Regions from separate parts of the Homo sapiens genome. Here all the other regions are linked to region 2. The links are chromatin contacts, found by Hi-C in ENCODE. All regions are on one chromosome and are shown on one strand. The core of a region is the stretch at or near the end of the contact, and the rest is flanking DNA. Distances in the headings are between cores, read along the strand shown. Region 1 holds the start of HACE1 (HECT domain and ankyrin repeat containing E3 ubiquitin protein ligase 1). Region 2 holds the start of MTRES1 (mitochondrial transcription rescue factor 1). Region 3 overlaps FIG4 (FIG4 phosphoinositide 5-phosphatase).

What was found. A loop is a pair of places that touch in the nucleus more often than their neighbours do. Pooled maps may share reads with other maps.
Region 1: a loop to region 2 is called in a map of CD8-positive, alpha-beta T cell, with 9 times the contacts of the local background. The contact joins the promoter of HACE1 here to the promoter of MTRES1 in region 2. A Hi-C loop is called at or near these places in 2 of 168 maps with a recorded cell type or tissue (CD8-positive, alpha-beta T cell and naive thymus-derived CD4-positive, alpha-beta T cell) and 10 of 50 pooled maps.
Region 3: a pooled map of posterior vena cava shows a loop between it and region 2 (16-fold over the local background). The contact joins the enhancer-like site here to the promoter of MTRES1 in region 2. A Hi-C loop is called at or near these places in 1 of 50 pooled maps.

What each region holds. Positions count from the first base shown.
Region 1 is chr6:104,858,485-104,861,184 of GRCh38, reverse strand. HACE1 (HECT domain and ankyrin repeat containing E3 ubiquitin protein ligase 1) reads left to right here and starts at 1,266. Exons shown (of 24, transcript NM_020771.4): 1 at 1,266-1,618. The coding sequence starts at 1,543. It also overlaps the pseudogene LOC100422315. RefSeq lists enhancers at 1,177-1,471, 1,086-1,585 and a silencer at 1,208-1,837.
Region 2 is chr6:107,026,832-107,029,531 of GRCh38, reverse strand. It overlaps MTRES1 (mitochondrial transcription rescue factor 1), which reads right to left and starts at 1,333. Exons shown (of 4, transcript NM_016487.5): 1 at 1,261-1,333. RefSeq lists enhancers at 615-714, 825-934 and a silencer at 1,045-1,514.
Region 3 is chr6:109,819,530-109,822,229 of GRCh38, reverse strand. All of the region lies in intron 22 of FIG4 (FIG4 phosphoinositide 5-phosphatase), which reads right to left. Among named protein-coding and RNA genes, the nearest start is that of FIG4, 130 kb to the right of the region's middle. Within about 2 kb of position 1,394, at least 3 of the 41 ENCODE cell types and tissues checked have a DNase peak (open chromatin) inside an H3K27ac peak, as active enhancers do.

The DNA.
Region 1 (2,700 bases), core at 17-2,516, 2.2 Mb after region 2:
TGACCTCAAGTGATCCGCCTGCCTTGGCCTCACAAAGTGCTGGGATTACAGGCATGAGCCACTGCGCCCAGCCTCTGGTATTCTTTTGAAACTTTGACCTCTACCACCTTGTTGCCAGACTGGTTTAGGTATCATCTGATTAGGTGAAGATTACAGAGGTCTTCCCCGTGCCTGTGGCACCACTGGCACAAATGGTCACTAGCTGGAACTGATTTAGGACGGCACTGGCAGGGAAAACACATGCCAACCACCATCTGCCCCTTCATATCCTGAATGGGCAGGTGAGACTCTCTTTCACTTGGCCAGCCAACATACATCATCAACGTACATGTGCCCATTCATTTCAGGAACAGCTTTGTCTCTTTGAGGAAGAGAAGCTGAAAAAGACAAGCCTTTTGTTTCTCCCTCACTCCAGCATCATCTTGGCACTGGTAATATATCCAAGATATATTGGTGTTAGCCAGGCTCACATTTACCCCTTTGATTGGGTTAATTTTTTGAAGTTCCAACTTCTGTTGTTTCAAGTGTTCAACTTCTGTGCAGAGCTTATGAATATGATTTTTCGCCACTGAGTTCATTTCTTCCACAATGTAGGTATCCAAATTTTTTGTAACTTACAAAGTCAAATCCTTTGGATTTCCCACTAGGCTGTGTCATCACATAGACACTTTAGCATTGTACCAAATAAATGAAAAAATTTTTTCAGGTTGTCATCATTCATATCTTCCCCAGAGCTTTAACTTTGTGCTAGGTGCCTTGTTAAGTACAGGGATACAACACAGTTCAAGATTAAATGTCCCTGCCCTCATAAAGCCGCCCGGCAGGAAAAACAACTAATTAAGCTATTGTCAAGTTATTTACAATGAAGACAAAAGCACAATATGCTTTTGGATTTGTTTGATTTTATTACTCTTTAAGTTTGACATATGAAAATACCATACTTAAAACAGTTCATGTAGGGTACCTGAAACAAAGGCACTAATACAGTACTAGAAAGGTGGTGACGGATTTAAGAACAATTGTGCCAATTTCTAATCTGTTTTATAGTAAAGTTATAGAATTGGAGGAAACTGCTCCTGTACAACTTTGGAGGAGGGTAGGAGGAGCAGGGCGTGAGAATGCCTTTCCAGAAGCTTAGGAGTACGCCCAGTCGCTGCGTGGCTTCCCGCATACTCAGCCCTGCGCCCGCGTTGGCGTGGCCTGGGCGCCCCCAACGTGACTCCGCCCAGGGCGCTCCGTTCTGCCAGCTGGAAACTACAGTTCCCAGAAGGCCACGCGAGCCCGGGAGGGACGCGGCGGCGGGGGCTGCAGGAAAGGCGCGAGCAGAGGCGGCGGCGGGTGTACTGTAGGTGGTCGGTCCGGCAGCAGCCCGGCCCCCGGACGCAGGACGTGGCCCCAGGCAGCCCTCGCAGCTCAGTGCTCTAGCCGGGGCAAGCCCGCGTCTCCGCCTGCTGGACGGGCCCAGGCGAGATGTAGGGCTCTGGGCGCGGAGGCCGCCGGTGGGGCGGCTGATCGCGGAGGATCGCGGAGGGCGCGCCGAGGATGGAGAGAGCGATGGAGCAACTCAACCGCCTGACGCGCTCGCTGCGCCGCGCGCGCACCGTGGAGTTGCCCGAGGGTGAGCCGGGTCGCGGGGCCAGGCTGGCCGCGGGGCTGGGGGCGGCCAGTGGGGCAGGAGCTCCGGCCGCGTCAAGGTCGGGTGGAAAAACTAACTGAAAGCTGAGAAAACGCCCACTTTTACTTTCCAGAGCTGAGAGGCGGCCCCGGGCCCCGAACTCCCCTGGCCCGACGCTCCCACCCCGGCAGGTGGGAGTTTTCGGGAGGAAACTGGGTTGGTGGGGGTTCCGCTGCTGGGAGGAGCGAGACAAAGGTCTCGCAACGTCTGTCGATTAGGGGTCTTGGCAAAGGGGCAGGAATACCAGCCGGAGGCCCGAGACCCGGAGTCAGAAAACATCATAATTGCGGGTCATTTAACAGTAGCTGGGGATAGAGATGATCCAAAGATACTGTTTACTTTAAGCTGCATCGGGGGGCCAGGCGGGCTTTTATTTTTGTTATTTTTTAAAATGTGGGGCACTGCCTTGTTTTGATAACAGGCAAACAAAGGGTTGTCAAACATCAAACAGGTACTCTTAAAGTACTGTATGGGTAAACACAATATATTTTTCTTTAATATGCATGCCTGCCTTCATTCTTCATTTATTCATCAGACTAGTATTGAGTGGGCTAGCTGGTAACTAGGACGCATCTGCAAAGAGGAATAAGGCATGGTCCCTGAGGATCAGGACTTTTAGTTCAGCGTGCCAGGGTTCCCTCAGGACAGGTAAAACTCTGCTAATAACAAGGAGAGAAAATAAGCAGTTTTGTTTGCAGCGTCAGGAATTCAGACATTTTAGTGGTGATGGGAGACAGCAGTGCTGCTTCTAAGAAGCTTTTGGCTCTTTATGCCCAAGTGAGAGAAGGGTTGGGAGGAGGTTGTAGCTGGTGAATAGCTTTTTTCTTAATTGTAGTAGTTTATCTTACTTTTTCAAAACTCTCTTTGAATTGCTGCTGGGTGGTTTGTAGGATAGGGAAGGAGACCTTGGCAGACGGTCATGAAAGAAATGTGGGATTGGGTACTTTGGCGATAATTTTCTTTCCTTTCTTTTATAGAGATGAGGTCTCACTATGTTCCCCAGGCTGGTCTTGAACTCCTGGGCT
Region 2 (2,700 bases), core at 84-2,583:
AGCCTCGGCGACAGAGCGAGTGTCAAAAAAAAAAACAACAAAACAGGCCGGGCGCGGTGGCTCACGCCTGTAATCCCAGCACTGTCGGAGGCTTAGGCGTGCGGATCAGGAAGTCAGGAAATCGAGACCATCCTGGCTAACACGGTGAAACCCCGTCTCTACTAAAAATACAAAAAATTAGCCGGGCGTGGTGGCAGGCGCCTGTAGTCCCAGCTACTCGGGAGGCTGAGGCGGGAGAATGGCGTGAACCCGGGAGGCGGAGCTTGCAGTGAGCAGAGATCGCGCCACTGCACTCCAGCCTGGGCGACAGAGCGAGACTGCGTCTCAAAAAAAAAAAAAATAGCCGGGTGTGGCGGTGTGCGCCTGTAGTCCCAGCTGCTGGGGAGGCTGAGGCAGGAGAATGGCGTGAACCTGGGAGGCGGAGCTTGCAGTGAGCCGAGATCCCGCCATTGCACTCCAGCCTGGGCGACAGAGCAAGACTCCGTCTCAAAAAAACAAAACAAAACAAAACAAAACAACACCCTGTGGAATAAAAATTGATCAGGAGGACGGGTGCATTCGAATGAATCAGGAAAAGAACACGCAATGATGGACCCTGGGAAGTGACCTGATGGAAGTTCATTTTAAAAGATCTCTTTGGCGTTGGTGTGGGATGAGTGGAGAGATGATCACGGCAGAATCCCATAGGAGGTTTTGGGTGACATCTTCAGGAGAGGTATACAATCTGAACTAACCGAAGACTGTAAGAAAAGCAGTGTCTGTAAAAAAAGCAGCGCTGACTTTGACCTGCTTGACGCCAGGAAACGCTCCACATTCCTGAGCCCGTTCACCGCTCCGTAAGATGGAGAAACTGGTCTAAACGCTTTGAAGTCTAATGCAGCTAAAGATCCTTCCCTTTACTTGGAGACCTCGGAGGCTGTGGGCTGAGACAGGGTCGGATTCCTCTCGCTCCCTCCCCACCCCCGCGGGCAGTGCACCTTCCTGGGTCCCCAAGGTCAAAGGAAATGGACAACTGCGTCCCCGGGTTCGCAGTCTGCATTCGGAGCCAGCAGGAGCGACAGGAGGCAGGAACGGAAGGCTTCGCCGCGCTCAATTACCACAGTCCCTGCGCAGCCCTGAGCTCGCGGGGCGTCCCGAGGCTGGCAGGACACGGGACACTCACGGGGAGACCCGGCGGGAGCGTGGGCGGGGCGGAGAGGCGAAGTGACAGGGGGCGCGGGCAGGGGGCCCGGCGCGGCGCGCCAGCAGAGGCGCACTCACCTGTACGTCAGGCCCTCTCGTCCCTCCCCGCGGCCGCGCGGACTGCAGGCCTCCAGGCTACCCCTATCTGCGCCCCGCCCCTTCCGCCGGCGCCGGCGCAGTGAGAGCGGGTCGGGCGGGGCGCGAGGCCAGGGCGGCAGCGAAGCAGCGACCCCTGCTGGAGGCCGCGTCTTGGAGGACTGCGCGGGAAGTAGGCTCGGGGCACACCATTCTCCCGGGTTCACGCCATTCTCCTGCCTCAGCCTCCTGAGTAGCTGGGACTACAGGCGCCCACCACCACGCCCGGCTAATTTTTTTGTGTTTTTAGCAGAGACAGGGTTTCACCGTTTTAGCCAGGATGGTCTCGATCTCCCGCCCTCGTGATCCGCTCTCCTCGGCCTCCCAAAGTGCTGGGATTACAGGCGTGAGCCACCGCGCCCGGCCATCTTAATTCTTTTTTCTTTTTTTTTTTTTTTTGAAACCGAGTCTCACTCTTGCCCAGGCTGGAGTGCAGCGGCGTAATCTCAGCTCACTGCGACCTCCGCCTCCCGGGTTCAAGCGATTGTCGTTCCTCAGTCTCCTAAGTAGCTGGGACTACAGGCGTGAGCCACCATGACCGGCTAATCATCTTAATTATTAATGAAGTGATCCTTTCTCTGGGACCACTAACCCCTTTGAACATTTTTTTTTTTGACAGGGTCTCACTCTGTTGCCCGGAGTGCAATGGTGCGATCTCGGCTCACTGCAACCTCTGCTACCCAGGCTCAAGCTGTTCTCCCCACCTCAGCCTCCCCAGTACCTGGGACTCCAGGTGTGTGCCACCACGGCCTGCTAATTTTTGTTTTGTTTTGTTTTGTTTGTAGAGATGGGGTTTCGCCATATTGCCCAGGCTGGGACTCAAGAGAAGCGATCTTCCAGCCTCAGCCTCTTAAAGTGCTGGGATTACAGGTGTAAGCCACCGAGCCCGCCCTCTTTGAACATCTCCAAGAGATATAGGCGTTGTTTCCAGAAAAATGTGCAAATACGTCAGACTCGCAGTTTAAGGAAACATCTTTTCAAGACCAACGCAATTTACACGTGAGCCAATTCCCCTTTCCCTCCCAACCAACTATCCATCCATTCGTCCATCCATCCATCCATCCATCCATCCATCCCTCTCTCATTAGGTCTGTCTGTGGAGAACTCTGACTCATACACCAAACAAGATGTCACCCTGCAACATTCTAACAAAACTTCTAGTCAAAGTCACAGATGACCTCTGCAATGTAAATCCAAAGGTCTGGTCTCATTCCTCAACTTACTTGAGTTATAGGATACCCCATTGGTTTCACCTACCTCACTTGCCACTTAATCTTCTTCCCTGTTTTTTCTTTTGTTTTGTTTTGTTTTTTTGTTTTTGAGAATGAGGCCTGCTCTGGCCCCCAGGCTGGTGTGCAATGGCATGATCTCTGCTCACTGCAA
Region 3 (2,700 bases), core at 145-2,644, 2.8 Mb before region 2:
ACAATCCCCTACCCTGACTCATAAGTAACCTTATCCTGACTTCTATAGTAATCACTTGTTTGCACTTTTAAAAAAAGACACTGTCGTTCAAATGTGCACCCCTAGATTCTATAGTCCTGCTCATTTCAAAAGTGTGATATGCTTTTTAATCTACAGATGCTCTCATCTTTCTTTTTCTTTCTTTTTTTAAGACACAGGGTCTTCCTGTATCTCCTAGGCTGGAATACAATGGAGCGATCATGGCTCACTGCAACCTCGAACTCCTGGGCTCAGGCGATCCTCCTGCCTTGCCCTCCCAAAGTGCTGGGATTACAGGCTCGAGCCACTGAACCCGGCCTCTCACTTTTCTTTTTCTTACAATTTATCTGTTGAAGAATCTGGGTTGTAGAGTTTCCCTCAGTTTGGATTTAGCTGCTTGCATAGTCAAGATGCAGTTCAAAGTGTTCCTCTGCCCTTTATATGCGCTGTGGGTCAGCAGTTGGACCCAGAGGGTGGTGAGATGCTGTTTCGATTGCTTTGGTAACACTATGGCTGGTGGTGTATTGCTTCATCAGGAGGGTCACAGTCTCTGGTTGCTTATCTTTTTTATGTTAACAGTCACTGAGGCCAATGCCTAGATCCAGTAACCCATTGGGACTTGTCAAATTATCACTTGACACTTCATCTTCAGTCCTTTTTAATGTCTTTCTTCATTTCTTTTTAAAGCTTTGTATTTTAGTTCATTTTGAAATAGTATGTTTCTGTTTTAACCTCTTTTATTAACTTGTCTTTCTGGCATGATTTCATTGTCTGTAGGAATGTTATTTTGCTCTGTTCTTTATAATTCTATGATGAGATTGGCCCTTGATACTTTTCTGTTGCTTATTGTGCAAAATTAGTTTTGCAGAGCTGTAAGAAGATGTTGCTCAGGAAAGATTTACTTAACTTCACAGAACTCTCTTTGGTTGTTTCAGTGAAGTGTTGAAAACTGCCACAGCTTGCTCTCTGAGGTTTCCTCTCTGCTCCCCTTCCTCAATGTTGTCTGGGCTTTCTCCTTCCTTCATCTCCATTGTCCTGCTCAATTTTAATGCCACTATCAGCAATTTCTCCTGCCATGTCCAGGTAGGGAGCTTTGGCCGTTTGGGTTCAAGACTGTATGTGGCCCAGACGGCCTCAGCCCCTTTCAGAACTCACCAAAAATCCCTTGCACTCCCCTGGTATTGAATTGGGTGAACCCCTTCTGTTTCAGCTTCAATGATTTCTGGCGACTACCTGTGAGCTATTTTGGGGTTCTCCTATTCTCAGGCCTCTCAGATGCCCCACTGTTTCCTCCTGCTTCTTCCTCTTGCACACACACTGCTATCATGCAGGTCTTTATGGCTGTGGGGGGTTTACTTCCACATCCTCTTTAGATTTGGGGGTGAGTGAGGATACTGTATCGCACAGTTTTGAGGTAAGTGTTGTCTGTAGGTGCCTGGTTTTGCTAACCAGTTGTTCTGTTTTTTTGTGTGAGGATTCAGAGAGATTTTAAAATGATGCTGCTGCTGCTGCTGCCTTCTTCCAGAACCGACCAGGCTCTATTTTTAAAAGTGTATTTTTCACCCATCCCTCAAACTGAGCCCTACATTTGCCATACTGTCAGCTGCAGGGCTCCATTTTCCTTGTTCTGGAGATCGGCACTGCTACACCACCCCTCCTTACCCAGGGCTGCTCTCAGAGAAGCTCTTTCCCAGCTCAACTCCCACGTCTACTCTTGCCGGACCTGTTCCCTTCAGAGACAACGCATACTGCAGATGTTCAGATGGACTGGCTATCTGAGTGATGGGAGACTTGGGGGGTGCGGGTGAGGTGGTAACACTCTTAATCTCATGGTTCATCTGCATGTGGCTAATCAGGTATTGCCTACATAGCAGTAGAGGTACAAGAAGAGTTAGAGAAATGTTTTAAATGACTACTTATCAGATATACTTTTATTGCAGCTAATAGGAGATGGTATACCATCTATTCTCATGTGAGCTGTGGTCTCAGAAGCATTTGACAGTCGCTAGATTGAAGAAGCAGGTTTACTATTAACAAGCTGCTGGAATGACCTCCCCAGTCCACTCAGGGCTGGTTTTTTTCTCTGCCTGGAGGACAGAGTTGGACCAGTACCTGCCTGGGAGCCCTGCCTGATGCATAGGTAGGGCATGCCCCTCTCCTCTGTTCCCATAGCCTTGTGCACACCTATGTCTGTGCCCCCATCTGTCTCCCTCATGTGAGTGGGAGCAACTTTTGCTGAGGCTGTACAGACTTTTTGCTCTTTTTCCTTGGCATATGGTAGGGACTCAATGGCTTTTTAAGAAAGATTTAGTAGAAATCAATGAAGTAGGGGATACTAAGAATTCCTACCTCACACAGCTGTTGAGTGGAGTAAATGAGTTTAAGTTTATATGTATAGCATAGTGCCTGAGTGCTCAGTAAAGGTGAACTATTGTTAACAATTACATGGCCATGGTGAGTCATGCCTATAATCCCAGCACTTTAAGAGGCTGAGGCAGGCGGATCACCTGAGGTCAGGAGTTCGAGATCAGCCTGGCCAATATGGTGAAACCCCGTTTCTACTAAAAATACACAAAATAGCAGCTCGTGGTGGCGGGCACCTGTAATCCCAGCTACTTCAGAGGCTGAGGCAGGAGAATTGTGTGAACCTGGGAGGCGGAGGTTGCAGTGAGCCGAGATCAG